Linked DNA regions of Homo sapiens: region 1 is linked to region 2. A link is a loop called in an ENCODE intact Hi-C map of the cell type or tissue named here. Cell type or tissue: mammary epithelial cell. All regions are shown on one strand. Links, peaks and the distances in the headings refer to the core of each region. The heading gives the core; the rest is flanking DNA.

Evidence for each region. Peaks named below come from ENCODE experiments on the same cell type or tissue, not always from the same donor. Only the 100,000 strongest peaks of a DNase experiment are listed, where the experiment ranks them.
Region 1: it touches region 2 in a loop (9-fold over the local background); 6 of 110 quality-filtered maps call a loop at or near these places.

The regions. Positions count from the first base shown.
Region 1 is chr11:88,532,811-88,543,923 of GRCh38, reverse strand. The region is part of intron 8 of GRM5 (glutamate metabotropic receptor 5); the gene reads left to right. Among named protein-coding and RNA genes, the nearest start is that of GRM5-AS1, 34 kb to the right of the region's middle. In mammary epithelial cell, for the core only: no CTCF peak of the experiment used is centred there; DNase peaks (open chromatin) are centred at 5,603, 7,813 and 9,034; H3K27ac peaks cover 4,549 bases.
Region 2 is chr11:88,415,843-88,426,955 of GRCh38, reverse strand. It overlaps LOC101929174 (a long non-coding RNA gene), which reads right to left. Exons shown (of 5, transcript NR_188511.1): 3 at 3,359-3,469; 4 at 2,342-2,575. Among named protein-coding and RNA genes, the nearest start is that of GRM5-AS1, 83 kb to the left of the region's middle. RefSeq lists a cis regulatory region at 5,043-5,418. In mammary epithelial cell, for the core only: a CTCF peak has its summit at 6,618; DNase peaks (open chromatin) are centred at 5,225 and 6,685; H3K27ac peaks cover 3,979 bases.

The DNA.
Region 1 (11,113 bases), core at 1,883-9,882, 120 kb before region 2:
TAATACTGTTACACGGCAATTAAGTTTTCAACACGTGAACTTTTGGTGACATTTTCAAGCTATAGCAACCATGTTATCTGCTATGGGCTAGATGATAGGTTAGGCACTGGAGATATAAAAATGAATACAATACCATCCTTCCCCCAGATAACTTTTCTCTTCATAATAAATTCAGACTCATAAAAAATAATGTTAGTAAGGAAGTATAGATAACTCGATCCTTTGTGGGTATACAAAAAGGGAAATAATGATGAGAGAGGACAGGAAAGGCCTCAAAAAAAAAAAAAAAAGGATAACATGATGGTATGGGTCCTGGTTGTGGGTTTTTTTTTTCCTCTTCTCTGATTTCTCTATGTCTTCCCTGAAATAATATTTTTCTTTCTCATTTATTTATTCTCTCATTCAGCACTTTTTTTATTATTGAGTCTTGCCAGGCCCCACTCACTGTTGTGGGCACTGGGATACATACATGGTCCCTGCCTTCAGAAACCTTCTGCTATTTTATTTGTGGTGAACGTGACAGTCACAAGCAAGGCAGTCAGCTTGCACCCATTTGTTTCTTCCAATGACACATTCTGCACCCTGCCCTCTTCCTAGGCTTGAAGGAGAAAGCTTAAACGGTCAGCTCTACAAGGCCCCATGTGAGAAAGAAAGGTAACAGATAAAGAATATCATGTCTTTTCACTTAATCAGCTCTTATCGCTTATGCAGTTAACAAATAGTTGTTGTGCACAGTGTGCCAAGCTTGTGCCTCTCAGGCCAGGGTAAGTTCAAATTACACCACGGCATTTTCCATTTTAGTTCTAGGAGATTTATTTTTTCATTCTAGGACACCTAGGTGTTATTAACCTTTTTTGAAATGAAGTCTTGTTCTGTCGCCCAGGCTGGAGTGCAGTGGCCCAATCTCAGCTTACTGCAACCTCCACTTCCCGGGCTCAGGTGATTCTCCTGCCTCAGCCTCCTTTGTAGCTGGGATTACAGGTATGTGCCACCATACCTAGCTAATTTTGTATTTTTAGTAGAGACGGGGTTTCACCATGTTGGCCAGGCTGGTCTCGAACTCCTGACCTCAGGTGATCCACCAGCCTCTTCCTCCCAAAGTGCTGCGAGTACAGACATAAGCCACCAAGCCCGGCAGGTGTTATTATCTTTACCATGAGTTTAGTGTGCTCTATTTGTTTGTCTATGACAGCCAATGTTTATCATCCCCATTGGATTCTAAGCTCCTTGAGTTGAGAGGCTGTGAAATGTATTTTCTGGATGTCAAGTAGAAAACCAAGTACTATGCCAGGTATCTAGAAAATACACAATATATGTTTAAGTATATCATTTACAAACAGAAGAACCTAGCTTTGAATTCCAACATCAACATTTATAAACTTTGTGACCAATAGATCTCTTTTAAACAGGATCATCAATACCCCTCCCTAGGGTTGTAAAGAGACAATGTTTGAAACAATGTTTAAAAAGCTCTGAGTATAGTGCCTGTTACGTATGCTTGCTCTTCCTCTTTCTCTTCTTTATTCTTTGCCCTCTACTTGATTTTTGTTTGTTTGTTTTTTCCTTTTTAGCCATGCCTTTGGTAATTTTGGTTATTTTCTTTAATCTAGTGTTCTACAATACAAGCCTCAGTGTTCAACAGCCCAAATATGAGTCCTGGCTTTGCCTCATCTAACTGTGTGACTTTCAGCAAGCTACCCAGCCACTCTGTGCCTCAGTTATTTTTATCGGTGAAAGGGGGATAATAATAGTACATATCTCATAGTGTATTAGTCTGCTCTCACCCTTCTATAAAGGTACTACATGAGATTGGGTAATTTATAAAGGAAAGAGGTTTAATTGACTCCCAGTTCCACATGGCTGGGGAGGCTTCAGGAAACTTACAATCATGGCCAAATGTTAAGCAGGTACCTTCTTCACAAGGGAGCAGGAGAGAGAAGAGAAAGCTAAGGGGGAAGAGCCCCTGTAAAACCTTTAGATCTCACAAGAAGTCACTCACTATCATGAGAAGAGCATGGGGGAAACTCCCCCTCACGATCCAATCACCTCCCTTCCTCCACACATGGGGATTACAGATCCCTCCCTTGACATGTGAGAATTACAATTTGAGATGAGATTTGAGTGGGGACAGAGAGCCAAACCATATAAGTGTCTTAGTGAAATTAAATGCTAAAATCTACATAAAACATCAATCCTGTAAATTACATGGTATTTCTTCCATTATGCGAAAAGAAAATTTGAGAAAAAGTTATATAAGTTATTCATAACAATATAGCTAGTAAGTGGTATTGCTGAGAATAAAATCCATGTTAATTAACTCCAAATCCAGTACACTTAATTTCCATAATATATTGCCCATCTCAGGCAAACTAAAGCCCAGTCAAGTTAGACAAATCTGAAGAGCTATGGTATATCTATCTATATGTATGTTTATATATGTATAAGTGTGTGATTGTATGTGTGTATATACATGTATCTGTGTCTATATATTTATATATGCTTATATACTTGTATGTATACAGATGATACTACTTAACTTCATGCATTAGCTTATCACACTCTGACATGATAAATTCCTAATATCTATAACAGATCACAATGAAACTCCTAGCTTAGGACCTAGCAAATACTAAGTACTTAAGAAACATCAGTAAACGTTTCTTTGGATATTTTGCATTGTGAAATTAAAGTAATCTCACTTTCCTTTATTGTGATAGACACTCGGCAGTGTGGAAATCTGCTTGGAAATGACAGAATTAGGAAATCCATCTGTTGTAATCATGTGTGATTATAATTAAACATAAAACGTTATCCTAATACCAGGAGAAATATAATTACCTTTATTAAAATAATAATCTTAAGACAATGTGATGGGGCTGGGCGCGGTGACTCACGCCTGTAATTCCAGCACTTTGGGAAGCCGAGGCGGGCGGATCACAAGGTCAGGAGATTGAGACCATCCTGGCTAACATGGTGAAACCCCATCTCTACTAAAAATACAAAAAAAAAATTAACCAGGCGTGGTGGTGGGCACCTGTAATCCCAGCTACTCAGGAGGCTGAGGCAGGAGAATGGCGTGAACCCAGGAGGCAGAGCTTACAGTGAGCTGAGATCACGATCACGCCACTGCACTCCAGCCTGGATGACAGAGCGAGACTCTGTCTCAAAAAAATAAAAATAAAAAATAGAAATAAAAATAAAGACAATGTGATGAAGAATAGAGGCAGTGGAAAGGTAATCTCTAGTCATAGACTTGTGATTTGAGTTCCCTCCTCCCCGTGTCATGAAGTGGAGATGATTCTTTTGATGGCCATGTAAGTGCACAACTTACACTGGCTACCTGTAATTGCATGCCCAGGACTTTCCAGAACTGCTTCTCTCTCCCTGGGTGTCATTCCCACTCGTGGGCAGCTGCATCTATCAAAAGTAAGCATGATTCCCCTCCCTTCAGTCTTCACCCCTCGCATGTATATAGGCAAAAGAAACATCCCAATCTCCTTCCTCCACCCCATCTCATCTTGTTCTTGTGAAAATCCAGTTATTTTACATCCTGAAATAAATGGAAACTAAGCTTCTTGGCAAAAATGTAGAAAGCTTTTTTTGTTTCTAAGTTGTCCAAAGACAAAGGAATGAGGAAAACAAAGACAAGTTTTATGCATTGAGATAGGACAGGAGGGGTTAAAAGGGCAAGAAAGGTGAAGGAAGAAGGCTAGAGAAAGAAAGGAGGGTGGCAAACGGAATGAATTAGTTGAGACAAGAACTGGTGAATGAACTTCTGTGTATGATAGAAGGGGGAGGCTAGTTTTGATGTAGTTAGATTTAGATAAATAGTACTGCCTTGCATTTCATAAATGTCCCTGCTTTTACCATTTCACTTGTTGAGTTGCTGCTCTATACTAGGCCCTATCCTAGATGCTTGTTAAAAGAACAGACGTGCCCAGGTAGCCATAAACTTTACGGTGTAGTGAGAAAGACAGTTACTAAACTAGTAGTCAGGCAGATATTTAATTATAATTTGTTAATAATTGGTATGAAGGAAGAGAATAGGCCCTGATACAGATTAACAGGGGAGACAGGCTGAGACAAGTAAAGAGAAGAGCATCATTTGTCTCTACATCATTTTCAAATCCAGCCTAAATCGCAGCAGCGTAAATTAGGGTATGTGGGAGCAGACAGATCCAGATGGAAGTAGGTCCAGATGGAGGTAGGTCCAGATGGAGGTAAGAAAATCAAAGATGCATTAACTTAAAAGAATTAATAGAGATTATATTGGTTATGTCTCGTATGAGGAAGCACTATTTCATAAGTATTAGGGGGTGTGTGGAGGAAACAGGACAAATATTTTGTATCAGAGCTATCTGGGAGAAGCCTGCCTGGTTATAGAAGTTATTAGTACAGAAGAAAATGACAGATATGAAAGGAACATTATGAAACAACTATAAAATCAAGCATTTTACATGAATTGTCTTACCTGATCCTCAATATTTCCATTGTATATATGGAGAAATTGTAACTCAGAAAGCATAACTAACCCTATGAACATAAACACAGTTTATGATTCCCTTATGGGTCAAAGGCAAACTCTGGTAAACAAGTAGATCCAGGCTTTGTGAGACCTAAAGTTCCTTCCACTTGGGGAGCTTTATTTAAGAAAAAGATTACAAAATGTGAATACAAAAATAGAAACAGGGCCTTGCCAGGGGCATCTGTGAGTGAGGGACCCTGATACTCCATCAGCTTTAGAGCAAATCTGCTTCCATCGAGCACCACTGAGGTTTAAGCTCCATCAGTCCCCAGACTGAGAAAATTTAGTTGCTGGTGCAAATTTTAATCAAAGTTAGTATCACAGAGGAATCAGTCTTCCTATCCAAAAGGGTAGAAAGGGCTCAAGTAAAAGCATAGGCAGTGTCTCAAGCCAAGGAGATTATGGGGAAAAAAAATGATAAGGTTTGAAAAATAGTACAGTTACCTGTATCCCTTAGGCCATTTAAAGACAGAACTAGGTTTAACAAATGGCACAGCTACTATTTGTAGCCAGCATTTTAGTGAGAAGCAATTTACCTCACAGTTGACCATTCTAGTAACCTGGGCAAATCACTTGATCTCCTGTGTCCTAGTTCTTCATTTGTAAAGTAGGAATAATAATAGTACCTAACTCAAAAGACTGTTGTAATGATTAAATCAGTAAATTCAGGGACTTAGAATTGTGTCTGGAACATTCCAAGTGCTCAGTAAGTGATGGCTCTTATTACATTTATTATCTAGCTTCATCTGACTTCACTGCATTTCCAATTGTTCATGTATAAAAATGTGAGGAAAAATCTCTGTTGGAAAACTACCTATCTCTCTTTAGAAATAGTAAGGTTATCTGTCTGAAAATTCCTCAGTCCTATAAGATAGAAACTAGCAACTTTTAATTAATGCCATAATGAAATGTTTCCTATGGAGACCCTTCTTATAGTTAACATTTTGTTCCTCCCTGAAAAGTTTTCCCTATTGAGGATGTTGTATAAAGCTTGTAAAGCACCTTAGGATTGGTTTTGAAATCTGTATCTTCCTGAATTTCTATTGATTGTGTAACAAATAGTAATGTTGAAGGAAAGTACACAATAAAATGGCAATGACTTATGATGATTCATATCTGAAAACAAGCTCTCATCATAAGTAGGATTAAAATACATCCTTTGGGAATTCTTCAGAAGCTAAATGAAAGGCTTTACTCAATACAAAATTTAACACATTTCCATAATATTGCTATGCTGTAATTTATTAAACTATTCTCCCGTGGTTGGTTTGTTCTTTTTTGTTGAGGTTTTTTTTTTTTTCTGTTTTCTATAACATTGAAGGAAAAAATCTTTGTGCAGAAACCTTTGAGCTTATGTTGAATTGTTTCCTTAGAATAAATTCCTAGAATTACTAAGTCAATACAGCTGATTTTTTACTTTTTAATTCCTTATTTGCATTGCTTCCCCACTTTTCAGCTTTTACCTTTCCATTATTTTCACAGAACACAGTGAAATATGTTACCTGGCAATTTCTCAAATCATTTTGCAGCTTATCTTCACTTTGCCATTAGTTTCTGGAGCTATTAATCATGCTCAGTTTTTGTTTTTAATCTGATTTATCTGAAGGAATCAAGTTGACATTTCAAGTCTGTGCAAAAGATGTTTTTCTGCGCACGGAGACCACAAGATCTGATGGAATATCTAGTAAATCATTCCAATATATTTACATATATAGATAGATAGAAGGTTGAGAGATGATATTGAAGAAAGGAATTACCTTGCAATAGTACTGCATAATATTGATCTTTTTAAATTTGGCTTCACTGTTTCCCTCTAACCTAAAGATCCATAATGACTTCCCTTCTGCCTTCATCTAGAATTTTCCTCTGATCAATTAGACTTGGAAGGCTGACTTGGGCTTTCCTTCAGCTCTCTTTGTAACACTCTGAAGTTGTTAAAATATTCTACCATCTCGTCCCTGTCTGTCTTCTGCTATCACACTGTATCCCACACATCGAAACTGATTGTCAGCTCTTCTTAGTGATGCCTCTTTTACAGCCTTCAGATTTTTGGTGTATTTCTGTCTAGGAAAACTCCAGCCAGAGAAATGCCAATCTGTTTGCATGTTAACAAGGGGCCCAGAGGGTGATTTATTCCACTTGACCATTATGTAGTCAAATTTGACCTTTTAAAAAATAAGCGTATATTGTGCTCAAAGCCTAGCTCCACTAAGTATACACTATTAACTTCATGTACGACCTTTTCAGTCTCTCAAATGTGCCATCAGATTATTTAAATAAGGGGTTTTTAAGCATGAAATAAAGAAAAAGTAAGTTGTTAATGAAGAGCATGAGATTTGGAGGTAAAACATCTGGTTTCTAGTGGCACTTCTGAGACTTACAAGCTATGGGGTCTTGACCAAATTGTGAAGCTTTCTGAGCCAGTTTCCTTATCTGCTGAATGGGGATAATTATATTCCTGAGTTTGTTAAGAAAATTAAATGATATAGGGAAAGTTTTTCTATAATAATGTGAATGCTATTCAAAAGTATATTACACCATAGTTTCTCTCTTCACTTTATGACTGCCAAGATCCAAAATTAGGATGGTCCCAAAAGGAATGTGGCAATAAATCTGTAGAATAAGATGCAATGTGCAGCATTCTACCTCATATATTTTCCCTAAGATGTTTTAAAATTATAAACTGTGTTTCTGGGTGATCACTAAAGATATCATCTAGAGGTAGATGTTTGATCCAAATTTCACCTGAGGTCGAAAAGCTGAGGTCTTGGCTGGTGTTCAAGGAACCAACATGGGAACAGAATTGAATGTGCTCAAAGCTGTTATAAAGCTTTGTGTTGGTACAAAGGGGGAGTGGATACAATAACTACAGCAAAGTCAAGATTAAAAACTAAAGTCAGAAAAATTCTGTCTCAAGGCAGGGAGGCAAAGGGAAAGAGAGAGCTAACAAATAAAAACTGGCTCCAAAATTTGCTATAACTGGTCTCAAAGAAGATGGTGGCTGGAAAGAACTCCTAAATCATCACTGAGTTGAGCCAGGATTACTTGTATATGGATCTGTCACTGACTAATAAGGAATAAGCACATAAGCCCACTGAGGTTCATTTTCTTTTTTGTGTGTGTGACACCTTCTTATTCAAATTACACAAAAGATAATTGCAAACAATTTTTGTTAAATATGTATAAGCCCATGCCAATTCTTCAATATATGTGAACAAAAGCGTTTTCAGAGTAGTTATAAGGCTTCAGTACTATGAGCTGAATCATTTCCCATGACCTAATCAGTTTAAGAATGTAACACTAAACCCACAGTAACTGGTTATGACTGTAACTAGCATAGCTTTCAGGAAATGAACAAGGGTGTTTCTTCCATGATTATAAGGACCAATTGTTTAGGCTTTCTCTAAGTGTGGATTATTGAGAAAATAATACTTTGTTTTACCCAATCGATCTCTCTCTTTTTTGCTCCTTACAAATCTAACTTATTAACTCTCACACTTATTTTATATAAATGGTACATACAGAAAGGAGCATTATTTAAAAGAACACAAACATCTAAGTAACACTAAAGTATTTGTTAGTAGTAACTTCTTTAGATTCATCATATATATACACTCACACACATGTGTACACACACAGAGAGACACACACAGTATTTATAAACAGTCAAACCTAAGTAAATGCTATAACAATTTCAGAAATTCTTAGACTCAGTTTTGGAAGAAAAACTAATGAAACCAAGTATAGCAGATAGGAGGATTTCAGCCTCAGAAAGTCTATAACCTAACTCAAAGTGGCTTAAATGATAACAAATTAATCTCACATAAAAAGAATTTCTGACACTAAAAAGGCTAATTCAGTAGCTCAAAGGACACAATGGCTCAAGGACCTACTTATTTCGACCTTTCCAGTCTACCACTGAATCACTGGACCACAGTTTTTGAAATGTTGGCTTAGCTTCTCTCATGCCTGCCATATGGTTGGAGCATTGTCAGGTATCACATCCAGACCACTGTCCACAGAAAAAGAGACTATGTTTTCCAGTGTTTTATTAATACTAAAGAAATCGTTCTCAGAAGTCTCCAGAAGACTCTCTCCCATGATCATTGGCTAAAACTGATGAGTAAAGTGGCAAGTGAATCTGATAATTACTATTATCATCTTAGTCTAATCAGTGTCTACATCGTGAAGGTAAGGATGGGATGGCTTGTTAAGAAGAATGTGACAATGCAAAGGAAAGGCAAATATCTTAAAAAAATAAGTATCTTCCATGTAACTGTATTAGTTCGTTTTCATGCTGCTGATAAAGACATACCCGAGACTGTGCAATTTACAAAAGAAAGAGGTTTAATTGGATTTACAGTTCCACATGGCTGGGGAAGCCTCACAATCATGGCAGAAGGCAAGGAGAAGCAAGTCCCATCTTACAAGGATGGCAGCAGGCAAAGAGAGAATGACAGCCAAGCAAAACAAGTTTCCCCTTATCAAACCATCAGCTCTTGTGAGACTTACTCACTACCATGAGAACAGTATAGGGGAAACTGCCCCCATGATTCAATTATCTCCCACAAGGTCCCTCCCACAACACATGGGAATCATGGGAGTACAAGTGAAGATGAAATTTGTGTGGGGAAACAGAGCCAAACCATATTATTCTGCCCCAGCCCCTCCCAAATCTCATAACTTCACATTTCAAAACCAATCATGCCTTCCTGACAGTCCCCTAAAGTCTCAAATTATTTCAGCATTAACTCAAAAGTGCACAGTCCAAAGTCTCTTCCAAGACAAGGCAACTCCTTTCCACCTATGTGCTTGTAAAATCAAAAGCAAGTTAGTTACTTCCTAGATACAACGGGTGTACAGGAATTGGGTAAATACAGCCATTCCAGATGGGAGAAATTGGCCAAAACAAAGGGGTGACAGGTCCCATGTAAGTCCAAAATCCACCAGGGCAGTCAAATATTAAACTTCCTTTGACTTCATGTCTCACATCCAGGTCACGCTACTGCAAGAGGTGACCTCCCATGGTCTTAGGCAGCTCCACCTGTGTGGCTTTGAAGAGTACAGCCTCCCTCTCAGCTGCTTTCACAGGCTGGTGTTGAGTGTCTACCGCTTTTCCAGGCACACAGTGCAAGTCGTCAGTGGATCTACATTCTGGCGTCTGGAGGACAGCAGCCCTCTTCTTACAGCTCCACTAGGCAGTGCCCCAGTAAGGACTCTGTGTGAGGACTCCAACCCCACATTTCCCTTCTGCACTGCCCTAGCAGAGGTTCTCCATGAAAGCCCCACTCCTGCAACAAACTTCTGCCTGGACGTCAGACATTTTCATACATCTTCTGAAATCTAGGTGGTTCCTGAACCTCAATTCCTGACTTCTGAGTACCCACAGGCTCAACACCACATGGAAGCTGCCAAGACCTGGGGCTTGCATCCTCTGAAGCCACAGTCTGAGTTCTATGTTGACCCATTTCAGCCATAACTAGAGTGGCTGGGATGCAGGGCACCAAGTCCCTGGCTGCACACAGCTCAGGGACCCGAGGCCTGGCCCACGAAACCACTTTTTCCTCCTAAGCCTCCAGATCTGTGATGGAAGGGGCTGCCTGAAGACCTCTGACGTGCTCTGGAGACATTTTCCCCATTGTCTTGGGGATTAACATTTGGCTCCTCATTACTTATGCAAATTTCCTGGAAATTTATAATTTAATTTTCCTTTTTGTCAGTCATTCATGCATACCTCATTCAATAAATATTATTACCTATACTATCATAGGCACTGGGAAGATAGCAGTGAAGCATACGGTTCAGAACCCATGCCTTCATAGAGCTTGCATTCTATCACAGATTCCACTGGGGGAAAACAGAGAATAAATAAAATAAATAAGTAAAATATAAATTATTTTAGATAAGTTTTCCTGATAAAAGCAGGAAATGGTAACAGAAAGAGTAGAGTGGTAGTTGCCTTTTTAAATAGGGTGGTCTGGCAGGATGTATTGAGAAAGTGACATTTAGGCAAAAATTTGAAAGAAGTAAGCTTTGAGGATATTTTTAATGAAAGCATTAAAGGCAGAGGAAATGGCCAAAGCAAAGACACTATGCTGGGAGGATATCTGGTGTCTTCAAGCAACAAGAAGATCATTGTAGATGAAGCAATGTGAGCAAGGGAGAAAAAGTGACTTTTGGGATCAGAGAGATAGTCAGGGAGTGGGAGGTAAGTGTAGGGATTTGTAAACCATGATAAAAAATTTCATAATTTACTCAGAGAAATGGGTAACTAACAGCGTTTTGAGCAGATGAATGATATGAAAAGATTTCTATTTTGACAGGATATTCTGCTTGCTGGGTGGAGGTTGGAATGGGTTTGGTCTGGGTTGGGGAAATTTAGTAACAGACAAAGCAGAACCAGTTTGAGAAACTGTTAAAATTTTAACAGGTATTGGTGGCTTGGGCCAGGGTAATAAATACTGGTGAGAAATGGTCAGATTTTAGGTATGTTTTGCAGATGGAGCCTGCAGTATATGCTGACTGATTACAAAAAAGTCTGTTCTTTCCTCCTTTTTTCTACAATTACTTTATCTCAAAACTCTGTAC
Region 2 (11,113 bases), core at 1,910-9,909:
ATGCAAAGTAACAAATAAATTGTATGAAAAGTGTTTAGAAAATGAAGAAAAGAAATGGGAAAAATTTACAAATATAAAAGTGCTGATGGATACCACAAACATCACAAAATTCAGAAAAATAACAATATTCGTATTAATAGCTACTATCTTCTTTTCCATTACGTACTCCCAATTGTAGATGCTATAGGGCACTTTTATATATAGCAGAATAACTCTGGCCCTGCAGGTTCACATTATGATACTAAGTAAACTTCATGGCGAGCAGTTAGGAATAGAACTGACATTGCCATACTTAACAATTACTTAGCTATTTACAAAAAGACTGCAAAGCACATAAACTCTCACTAAACCCAAATAAAATGTACTCCCATTTCAATTTCCCCTTTTCTATATCCTAAAGTTGCCACAGGCTACTCTAATGCCCCTTTATAGGAGGCAGAGTATGCCAAGGGGTTGCAGTGGAAAGGGGCAACAGACGGAAATGATGTGGTTTAAATGTATTACAATTGTATATTTTACAAAGGCATAGAAGCAAGTTGATGATGATTCTGGAAGAGGACCTGGAAGGAGCCCCAGAAGGTGATGAGCCCTGAGGCTTAAGATTCATCAGCTTTATAGTAAATCCAACCAATGTACTAGGTGTACGTATTGAGGAACTTGACTATAAAAATTCAGTAAATGTTTTGAGAACCTGTACTAGACAAATTGGGGGGATTTATGATGCACATGGTATGGAGGAAGGGAACCTATTTATTTATATTTTCATCTTAGGATTTTTATCTATGTGAATATATTACCTGTTCAAAAAAATAAGTAAATATTTTTAAATAGAAATTTTAAAAGAAACCAGTGAGACATGGTTCCTATTCCCAGCTTTGATAAGCTTTCTCAAATTATGCAGGGGTGAAAGAAGAAAAAATAACTGAGAGGTTCAAGAACCCTCAGGAATGAACCAAGATATATAAGAATACCTATGAGAATATCTATATCTATGAGAATATCTATGAGACTATTGGAGCTTCAATTCAGACTTAATTCTGAGCAGGAAGGGAAGAAGAATGAAACCACATAGAGTAGAAGGGTATGCAGGCGGAGCCATTGTGACATTAGAAGTCTGGTGCAGTCACAAAAGTTCATTTATAAACTCTCGTGCAGAATGAGGGTCAAGCCATCTCAGATGTTAAGTAGGAATTCAGAAACTGGAAGGCCAGGCAAGGCACAATTGAATGGGCTGGACCAAACTGACCAGAGGAGGAAGTCTGCCTTTAAGCAAACTCTCACATGCCCCTGTTTACCACACAGTCACTAAACAAGCCAAGTGGTCCATTACTTGTCTTGTCTAGGAGGTAGCCTCACACCATAGATGTGTGCAAAGCTTCCTCCCTTAGCCCTTTATGAGCCCCTGACCTACACTTATGTGAACATAATAAAATAATTGTCATTTTAAGCCACTACAGTTGGGCAATTTGTTACACGGAACTGTAGCCAGAATACTATTCTTCGTCCATTTATTTTTGAAGCAAGATACTAAGAATGTTGAGTATAAATTATTTTGAATCAAGTTAGAACATTTTTGTTCAAAGGTCTGGAGGAATTCCCTCAGTGTGTTATGACATGTTGTTAGATGAGTAGATAGATAAGTAACACAACCCTCAGAGAGTAGCAGTTGCTGTAACCTCCAAGAAGCAGAGTGTGTGCCAGTCCTCCTGTACAACTGCATTCGAATCATGCTGAGCTCCCAAGGCCTCTGCAGCCTTGCTGTGCCCTTTTACCTCTAACCTATGTGTGTGCTATCCCTTTTGCCAGGAAGTGCGCTTTCTCCTTTCTCCTACAGCTTCTCGCGTGCTATTTCCTTTCTACTACCTTTCATTCCTTCGATCACTTCCGTCCTCTCATCACCACCTTCTTCTTTATCTAAATCTACTTGGCACCACTTCCTCTAGCAAACATTCTGTATCCAACTCCATACAGGGTAAGTGAGCTTAGCTTCTCTAATTTTACAGCCCCCTGCTTTTCTCTTTGTGAGCAATCACCACCTGCAGGTTAACTGCCTATCTGCATAACTCTTTCACAAAATTGTAAAATCCCTGAGGATAGGGAAAAAGGCTATTTTATTGTGGTACCACCAATGCTCTAACATGCACCTAGAATTTAGCTCATAGTGTGTGCTCAATATTTATGGACCAAAAGGATAAATGAAGTATAACGTGTCCTTTAATACTGCAAGGATTCACTTCAGTGACCTTTTACCCCAGTTTTTGTTAGTATGCATTATGGACTAAATATTTGTGTGTCCCTCTCCCCGTCACCCCACTACAAATTCACATGTTGAAATCCTAACCTTCAATGCAATGGTGTTGAAAGGTATGGCTTTTGAGAGATAATTAGATTATGAGGGGAAACCTCCTTAAATGGGGTTAGCACCCTTATAAAAAAAAGACTCCAGAGAGTTCTCTTGCTCTCTTTCTACCATTGGAATATACAATAAGAAGTCAGCAGTCTGCAAACAGGAAGAGGGTCCTCTCCAGAACCTGATCATGCTGGCACTCTGTTGTTGGATTTCCAGCCTCCAGAGCTGTGAAAAATAAATTTTTATTGTTTAAACAATATAGTTGGTAGCATCTTATTATAACACCCCAAGCTAAGACAGTGTATATTGGCCAAATGGGACTGAACCTTTTTTCCATTCTCAGAGAAGAGGAGGAACCATTCTGTGAACCAATACCAAGACGTGGGCCAGTGAAAGCCATTGGATAATCTCTATATTGACCTGGTTCCTAATATTCTATGACCAACTATGATGGGCCAGTAATAAAGTGATACCCCCAATTCTGTTGGAAGTAGTATAACTTCAGAAGGAACTGCCCACACTCTCTTTCAGGCTTTTCAATTAAGCCTGGGCCAGTGTGGGCCATGCCCTGCCCATCTCCACAATTTAGACCTTCAGGTGGCTGTGGTAAAGGAGAAGGTCTGGCCTACAAAAGCATGGTCATGCTGACCCTGACTGAGGCTAGGCAAGGCTGCTCAGAAGCATGGGAAGGATGCAATCCTTAGTCAAATTACCTGGCCCAATTTTTGCTCTGCAACATATTTCCCATGAACGGGTAAAGCTGTACTCATTGATTGCTATGGTCTGAATATTTGTGTCCTCTCCAAATTCACAGGTTGAAACTTAGTCGCCAATGTAATGGTGTTGGGAGGTGGGACATTTTGGAGGTGATTAAGTCATAAGGGTAGAGCCCTAGGGAATGGGATTTTTTCCCTTATAAAAGAGGCCCAATTGAGCTCTTTCACTTCTTCCATCATCTGAGGTCACCACTAAAAGGCATCATCTATGAACCAGGAAATGGGTCCTTACCAGGCACCAACTCTGCTGCTACCTTGATCGTGAACTTCCTAGCTTCTAGAACGATGAGAAATCAATTTCCGTTGCTTCTAAGGTACCCAGTTTATTATATTTTGTTATAGCCTGAAAACAGAGGAAAAAATTGATAAAATGAAGAAAATGGTAATAGCCACATCACTAGAATGTTCTTGAGATAAATTAGCTGATAAATGGGTAAAATGTAAAGACTTAACGAGGTATGGATAAGACATGGTAAAAACATCAGTAAAGGATGAAGGACATCATCTCTATTAATACAGCAAATAAGTGGCTCAGCCATTTACCCATGTCCTTGAGCAAGTCACTTTATCATCTTTGCACCTTTCTGCTCAAATGCAAAATTGAAGTAAAAGTTGTATCTACCTACATATGTTAATAAATGTAAAATGCTTAACCCAGAACCTAGCATGCACTAAATTCTCCTTAAAGATTAATGAAACACTAGTATGTATTCTTAAACGCCCTTTGAAAGTTTAGGAAGGTTTTGTTTGTTTGTAAGAATTAAAGGAGGCTTCATGATGAAGGAGGTATGTTGTCTGTGTTTTGTTTTGTTTTAATTTATTTTATTTATTTATTTATTTATTTATTGTTTGAGACAGCCTCACTCTGTTGTCCAGGCTGCAGTCCAGTGGTGCGATATCGGCTCACTGCAACTTCCGCCTCCCGGGTTCAAGTGATTCTCCTGCCTCAGCCTCCCAAGTAGTTGGGATTACAGGAGTGCACCACCACGCGCAGCTAATTTTTGTATTTTTAGTAGAGACGGGTTTCACCATGTTGGCCATGCTGGTCTTAAACTCATGGCTTCAAGTTATCCATCCGACTTGGCCTCCCAAAGTGTTAGGATTACAGGCGTGAGCCACCATGCCTGGCCTGTTGTCTTTGTTTTAAAAAGTAGGTAGCATTTGGACATAGAAAGACAAGGAGAAAAATCTAGGGAATTTTTTCTAACCTAGAGAATTAAACAGGTACATTTTGCCGGCCGGCACTATGGCATATGGTAGGCAAGAAGCAGTAGGGGTGGAAAGAAGAGAGAGGTAATCTGGAGACTTCTAGTCAGTCCAACCCTTGGCATTTCACAGACTGGAACCCATAGAGTCAATATAGAAACTGAACCAGACCCTTTATTCTGGAGGAATTTCCAGTAGATAATTAAAATTCAGTTTTTACTGCTTGGTCTAGTCTGTTAAAAAAAAAAAAAAAGGAAAAAGTCAATTTTAAAATTGTTCATCAAATTATCTGCTCTGTTTTTTACAATTAGAAAGATACTTACCTTTCCTAAGTCAAGGTCTTACACACAGACACACACACACACACACACACACACACACAATTTTACCTAGTAATTAATACAGAAATCCTATCCCACCTTTTTGACTTTTCTACTCCACCCACATCCCCTAACCCAGGACAATTTCAGCCACTACAAACAAAAAAACTAGCTGATAGAAGTGTAACCCAAACAAATTATTAACAACAACAGCAACAACAATAACATAAATGTTTATTGCATATCCCAATAGGCTTAACCAGCATTAAAATGATAAAGAAAACCTCATTCTGTCTCATCGTCAACTGTTCTACTCTAAAAAAATCTGTTAAAGGTAAGAAATATTTTTTAGAAAGTCAATAAACAAAAAGAAAAAAAAAAAAGTCCCCTGGAGAGTATTAGAGTGTTTACCACTGGGAGAGAGCTGCCCTCTGAAGAATAAAGCCAAATTACTGGCTTTTCTGAGCCTCACTGATGGGGGGAGAGAGGAAGAATTAAGACAGCTGTTCTTGTCTTAGTTGGAGAAGCTGCGAAGAGGAAACTGTGGGTGGTATGTCTGCTGAGTAAGACTTCTCAGAAAAGTGGTTCCTCCAGTTTTCAGGTTCCTGGAGGCCCATGACAGGCTACTTCCTAGCACTCATTCTGAAGACTTTGGGGTCAAGAGCAGCCCTGGCCCCCTATCCCTACTACCTACTGCTATCTCATATTTCCTGTGCTTTGGGGCTTTTCACCTAATAAATAACTGTCCTTTGAGTAAAAACACACCCTCCCAAATGCCAAATATATTTTAGTAATGAACTAGTGCAGGAATGGCCCTTTGAAACTTAGAACAGGCCTCACTGAAAAATAGTACATTCTTGTGACTTTAACCTAGGGTCTTCTATGCTAGTTCAGCTTAAATCCTCTGTTATCTCATTATGGAAAACTCACTTTTGTAGGGTTCCTCTAATTTTCTGCAAAAGCTTCAAATATTTGTTGTTTTAAGTCCTCCTTGTCCATAGAGTCTGACTATGAAAATGGAAAGAATCTTATTTTTAAGGTAGTCTAGCCCCTTAGACTAGTCCAGATTTGACTTCTCCAAGCAACATAATTCAGAGAGCTCTTCAAATAAATGATGCTATGATCCTATCTGGGCATCACCCCAGGAGGCAAGTGTCAGAGGTGCCTCAGACTTCTGGACGCAGGCTCTTTGCACTTACTGCAAAGCCTTACTGTCTCCAGAACACTTCCTTTCTGTTTTCCCTCTCCATCTTGTATTAGGATTCTCTTACCCGTACCGACATCCCATCTCCTTCATGTCTATCAAATCTTGCTAGCAGGAAGGCTGAGATCAATCACATATGGCTCAGTTTGAATTTGAATCCCTACACTCACTGTAACGAAGGAGAAGATTTGCTCTTGACTTGGAGAATTTTAGATTCTTCTTATTTATATGACCAAGAAGAGAAGTTTAAGGGAAGCCTCAAAATTATACCACAAAAACATTTGCTCACTTAGCCCAAACATAAGGCAGATATTGAATATGGTGAAACATGGGCTGGAAAGAGTTGCAAAATTCACTCCCCCCTATGCCCTGGGTCCCTCCTCAGCAGGGACAGCCAAGTTGTTTCCGGCTGACAGCAAACCAGTCCTGATATCCTGTTCTCATGACACACTCAGGCCCTTCACTGTTTCTGTTCATTCCTGACTATCTTTATACCAGTTGGAAATCCTGCTGCCGCAGAAACTAAAAATGACTCAAAAGCACTCCCTCTCTTTCTTCCAAAATTGTGTTTCTGCACAGCCTGTTCTGTGACCATCACATGACTCCACATTTGCTCATCTGTTCTTATCTGCCATCAAGTCCTGCAGGTCTTTCTCTGGAATCCTGTCCCCAACTCATTGCTCTTTCTCGTCTCTCCACAGCCTGGTTCTGAGACAGAGGGCAGCAATTTCTCATCCCAAATGCCTCGTCTGGGCTTGCAGAAGTTAGTCCAAAGACAGATTGTGAAATCTTCATTGTCAGTTCTTGGCCTTCCCATCCCCTTTGAGACTCTTCTTCCAGTGGGAAAATTACGCAGGCACGATATGTACGCATACAAGTATTCTTTTATGTGAGTTTTGGTGTTACTAATTTAGCCACACAGTATGACCTAAGCAGCATAGGAATTAAGCCTTAAATATTTCCTAATCATCTGTAAAATATTTTTCTCCATTCCCAATATATTGTCTTAGTTCAGGCCTTCATCATCTATTTTTTTTTTTTTACCTGAAACTGGTTTCCTGAGGAGTCTCCGTGCTTCTCACCTGCCTCTAACCTCTTCTTTCCCCATATGTCACACTACTACCACTGTAATCTACCAAAAATGCAAGTATGACTGTTAGTGAATCCCCTGATTAAATGTCTTAGCATCTGTAGGACAGAATTTAAGATGCCTAGCATGATATTCCCGATTTCCTCGGGAGTTGTCTCCTGCTCTACCCCAAGCTGCGCTTCAGGTGACAGGAACTATATACACATGATAGTGTTTCTTGTCCACTCCATGCTGAGCCTCTACTTCTCCTGGGTCCTCCTCCTAGAATGGCATTCTGTAGGTTCTTTCCTGCAAAATTTCTGTTCATCTCTACTCTGGCATCATTTAATTCTGAAAAAAAAATTTTTTTACATAGACCCATAATGTCCTACATGTAATTCCTTTATAGTATTTGCTATTTCATATTTTTATTAAAATGTTTTCAGTTATTTTTCTATTCATAAAGTGTATTTATAGCAGGCAATTTGAAAAATACAGAAAAATATGAAAAAAGACAAAGGAAATTATTCAGAGAGAAATGTACTAACATTTTGAGGTATATTTTCCAATGTTTGTTTCTATGTATATAGTCACACTTTTCTCTATCTTCTCTTTCACACAACACACCTATATAAACACAAATGTAGGTATGCAAAATCTTATATATTTTGTAACTACTTTTATATTTTACTTAAAAATATGAGTGTTGTTATAGCCTTAAGTGTTCAGAGTAAGCTCTTTGAAGAACAAGAAGTGTGTGTGCGTGTATGTGTGTGTGTAGATATGTGCGTGAGAGAATGTGTAAACAAATACATAAAAACATCCAGCTGAGTGAATAGTATATAATAGACTCTAAATAATTATTCATTGAACTAATTTATTAACAACAATGAAAGAGACATGGGAGAAAGAAAGAACATGAGATAAGCTGGAACACATGCAAGGTAAAGAGATGAAGAGAAGACAGCCCACCATTTGGAAAGCATTTATGACTTTTAAAGTTTTTATGTACTCTGTAGTTGATGCTCACAATAGCCTTCTATTTTCTTTTATTTTATTTTTAATAGAGACAGGGTATTACTGTGTTGCCGAGGCTGGTCTTGAGCTTCTGGGTTTAAGTAATTCTCCTGCCTTAGCATCCCAAACTGCTGGGATTACAGGCATAAGCCACCACGCCTAGCCACAATAGCTTTCTGAAGTAGCTATAGCAATTATTTGCAAATCAGGAAAGTGAAACTCAGAGAGGTTAAGTGACCTGCCCTAGGTTGTTCACTTTATAAGTGGCAGAACTAGTTTTTTGAATTCATAAACTATGTATTTACATTACTTTACACAGCTTCTGGGGGAAAAAGGGCAGCAACATGATCCCTACCAAGGTCTGGGAGCCTGAAGGGGTATTCACACTGCCTGGCATGGTGCCTGGCACAGAGTGCTAAAACAGTGATTGTTGAGCACAACTAAAAAGCAAACGAGAGAAAGAACAAACAGTAGACAATAGTGAGTATACAGGGTAAGGCACCGCAATCCACTTTTCTCCATCCTCACCATGCTTGTTTGATCTGAAAAAGCCTCCTAAATGATCTGCCTCCTGCCATTCAACACCCTTTTCATCTATCTTCCATAAACACAAATTGATCATGACAAATGATGTATTGGTTCCCTTTGCTCTTGGGAAAACATTCAGAATATTCTCCTAGCTTAAAAGGTTCTTCAGGAAGGAACACTTTTTTTCCATCTTGATTTCTCATTTTTCTTTCTCTTGTACATGCCACTCAGGCATATTCAACACCACTAAATCCCTGAAAGTGCTGAAACATTCTTTTCCCTGCTATTCCTGGATTACTGTTATTTTGATAATTTTTTTTTTTACTAGTTGTTATTAGTTTTCTATTGCTGTGTAACAAATTACTGTGCTGTAAAAATGTAGCACTTTTAAAAAGCACAAATTTATCTCACTATTTCTATAGGTTAGAAATCTGGCACAGTGTGGTTGGTTTATCTTTTCAGGGTCTCATTAGGCTAAAATCCAGGTAGTATCCAGGGCTGCAGCTCTCATCTGGGACGTATGGTCTTCTTCCACACTCACTGGGTATTGGCAGAATTCAGTGCCTCATGGTTGTGGGACTGTGGTCCCTATTTCCTTGCTGCATGGTCCTCTTTCTCTTCAAGCCAACAATGGTGCCTTGGTAATCCTTGTGCTTTGACTCTGATTTCTGCTTCTGCCTTCTGTTTTAAGGATTCATGTGATTACATTAGGCCCATCTGGATAATCAAAGATACTCTCACCATTTTAAGGTCAATTGCTTTGTAACATTACATCTACAAAATCTTTTTGCCATTTAATATAACCTATTCATGGATATAAACACCAGAGAGTGAAGTCCATGGGGAGCCAACATTCTGCCTATCACAATTATAGCATCAAATTTGGCTGAGGGGCCCTTCTTATAAGATTCATGCTCATTTATTTCTCTGCCTCCATTTCTAGAGTATAAGCTTCATGATGTCAGTGACTATGTCTACTGCACAAACCTGATGTGTTGCAGCTGGCTTGTCCTTGCTAAGAAGTGCTTATTATTAAATTTTCAGGAATTTTTCCATCTGTTTGTTAAACATAGCTATTATTTTAAAAAACAAATTATATTCTCAAAACATAATAAATGCTCTAATTCATTTCCTGTTTATTGTCATAGTGTTTACTACGATTTATTCTCTTGAAGTTATTTTCCCCGATTCAATCCTTATGGTGGAAATACTATCTATTGAGGGACTACCGCACATCTTTTCAACTTCCTGTTCAGTGCCATTATTCGGTTGGTGCAAAAGTAATTGCAGTTTTTGCCATTACAATACATTATGCTGGTAGCTTGAAATTGACAATAGTGGATGTATTGATACCAAATAAATCAGCAACACTAGTTGACATCTTTTTTTTTTTTCCAGGTGGAGTCTGGCTCTGTCTCCCAGGCTGGAGTGCAGTGGCGCGATCTGGGCTCACTGCAAACTCCGCGTCCCTGGTTCACGCCATTCTCCTGCCTCAGCCTCCCGAGTAGCTGGGACTACAGGCGCCCGCCACCACGCCCGGATAATTTTTTGTACTTTTAGTAGAAACGGAGTTTCACCATGTTAGCCAGGATGGTCTTGATCTCCTGACCTTGTGATCCGCCCACCTCGGCCTCCCAAAGTGCTGGGATTACAGGCGTGAGCCATCGCGCCCGGCCTAGTTGACATCTTGATGTATTGTTTATTTGATTGTTTAGACTTGAGAAAATGATAGTAAAAATGTTAACAGCACAGATTAAGCTTAAAGCAGGTCATGTCTATAGCCATTACACAAAAATTTAAAGAAATATTATTCTTCCGGTATCTAAAACCTATGATTCAGCAAAGAAGCAGCTCATGATATTGACAAACAAAGGAAGTTACAACTTACCACCTAATTTTACTTTAATCTTATTAATACAAAAGAATCAAGTAATATTCTTATATGAACTATATTCATTCATCAGATACAACCATAGCTTGGCTAAAAATACAATAGTTTAGCAAAAAATAAAATAAAAAATTTCTGTGGAAACAAAATGGCTATATTACATTTAAAATAAAGAGTAAATTGTACACTATACATTCTTTACATTAATGTTTTATATTAAAAAGTATACATTTATGTATGTGTGCATAAACATACATTTTTACACCATCATGAAACATTTACCAGCCCACCACTGAATGCATTGAATATACTCCTAGAGCTCATCACAATGCCTAGCACATATGGCGTGCTCAGTAAATGTTTGTTTAATGAATGAACGGATAGAAGCCATGGTCTACATGATTGACCAGAGAACACAGGCTGAGTGGAAAGGGAATAGAGGCCAGAAAAGAAGCAACAGTTTGGGGAAGTTGGGAGGATTCCAAGAACTAGAGGTCAGTTGAGAATTTCTATAAGATTCTACAGAAGTTATAAAGTAGGAGACCAAAAAATAATTAAAGGAGCTGTGACAAGACAAAGCATCTCAGGGGTTAGAGAAAGCTAGGGACTAACCATGTGCAAGGCCCTGCACTGTTAGTCCACTTTAAGTTAATCTTTTATATACTCACAAAACCTTCATTTATCCTCATTTTATAGGCAAAGAAACTAGGTAATTAAAGTTAATCAACTGGCCCAGACTCATTCAGCTAGTAGAG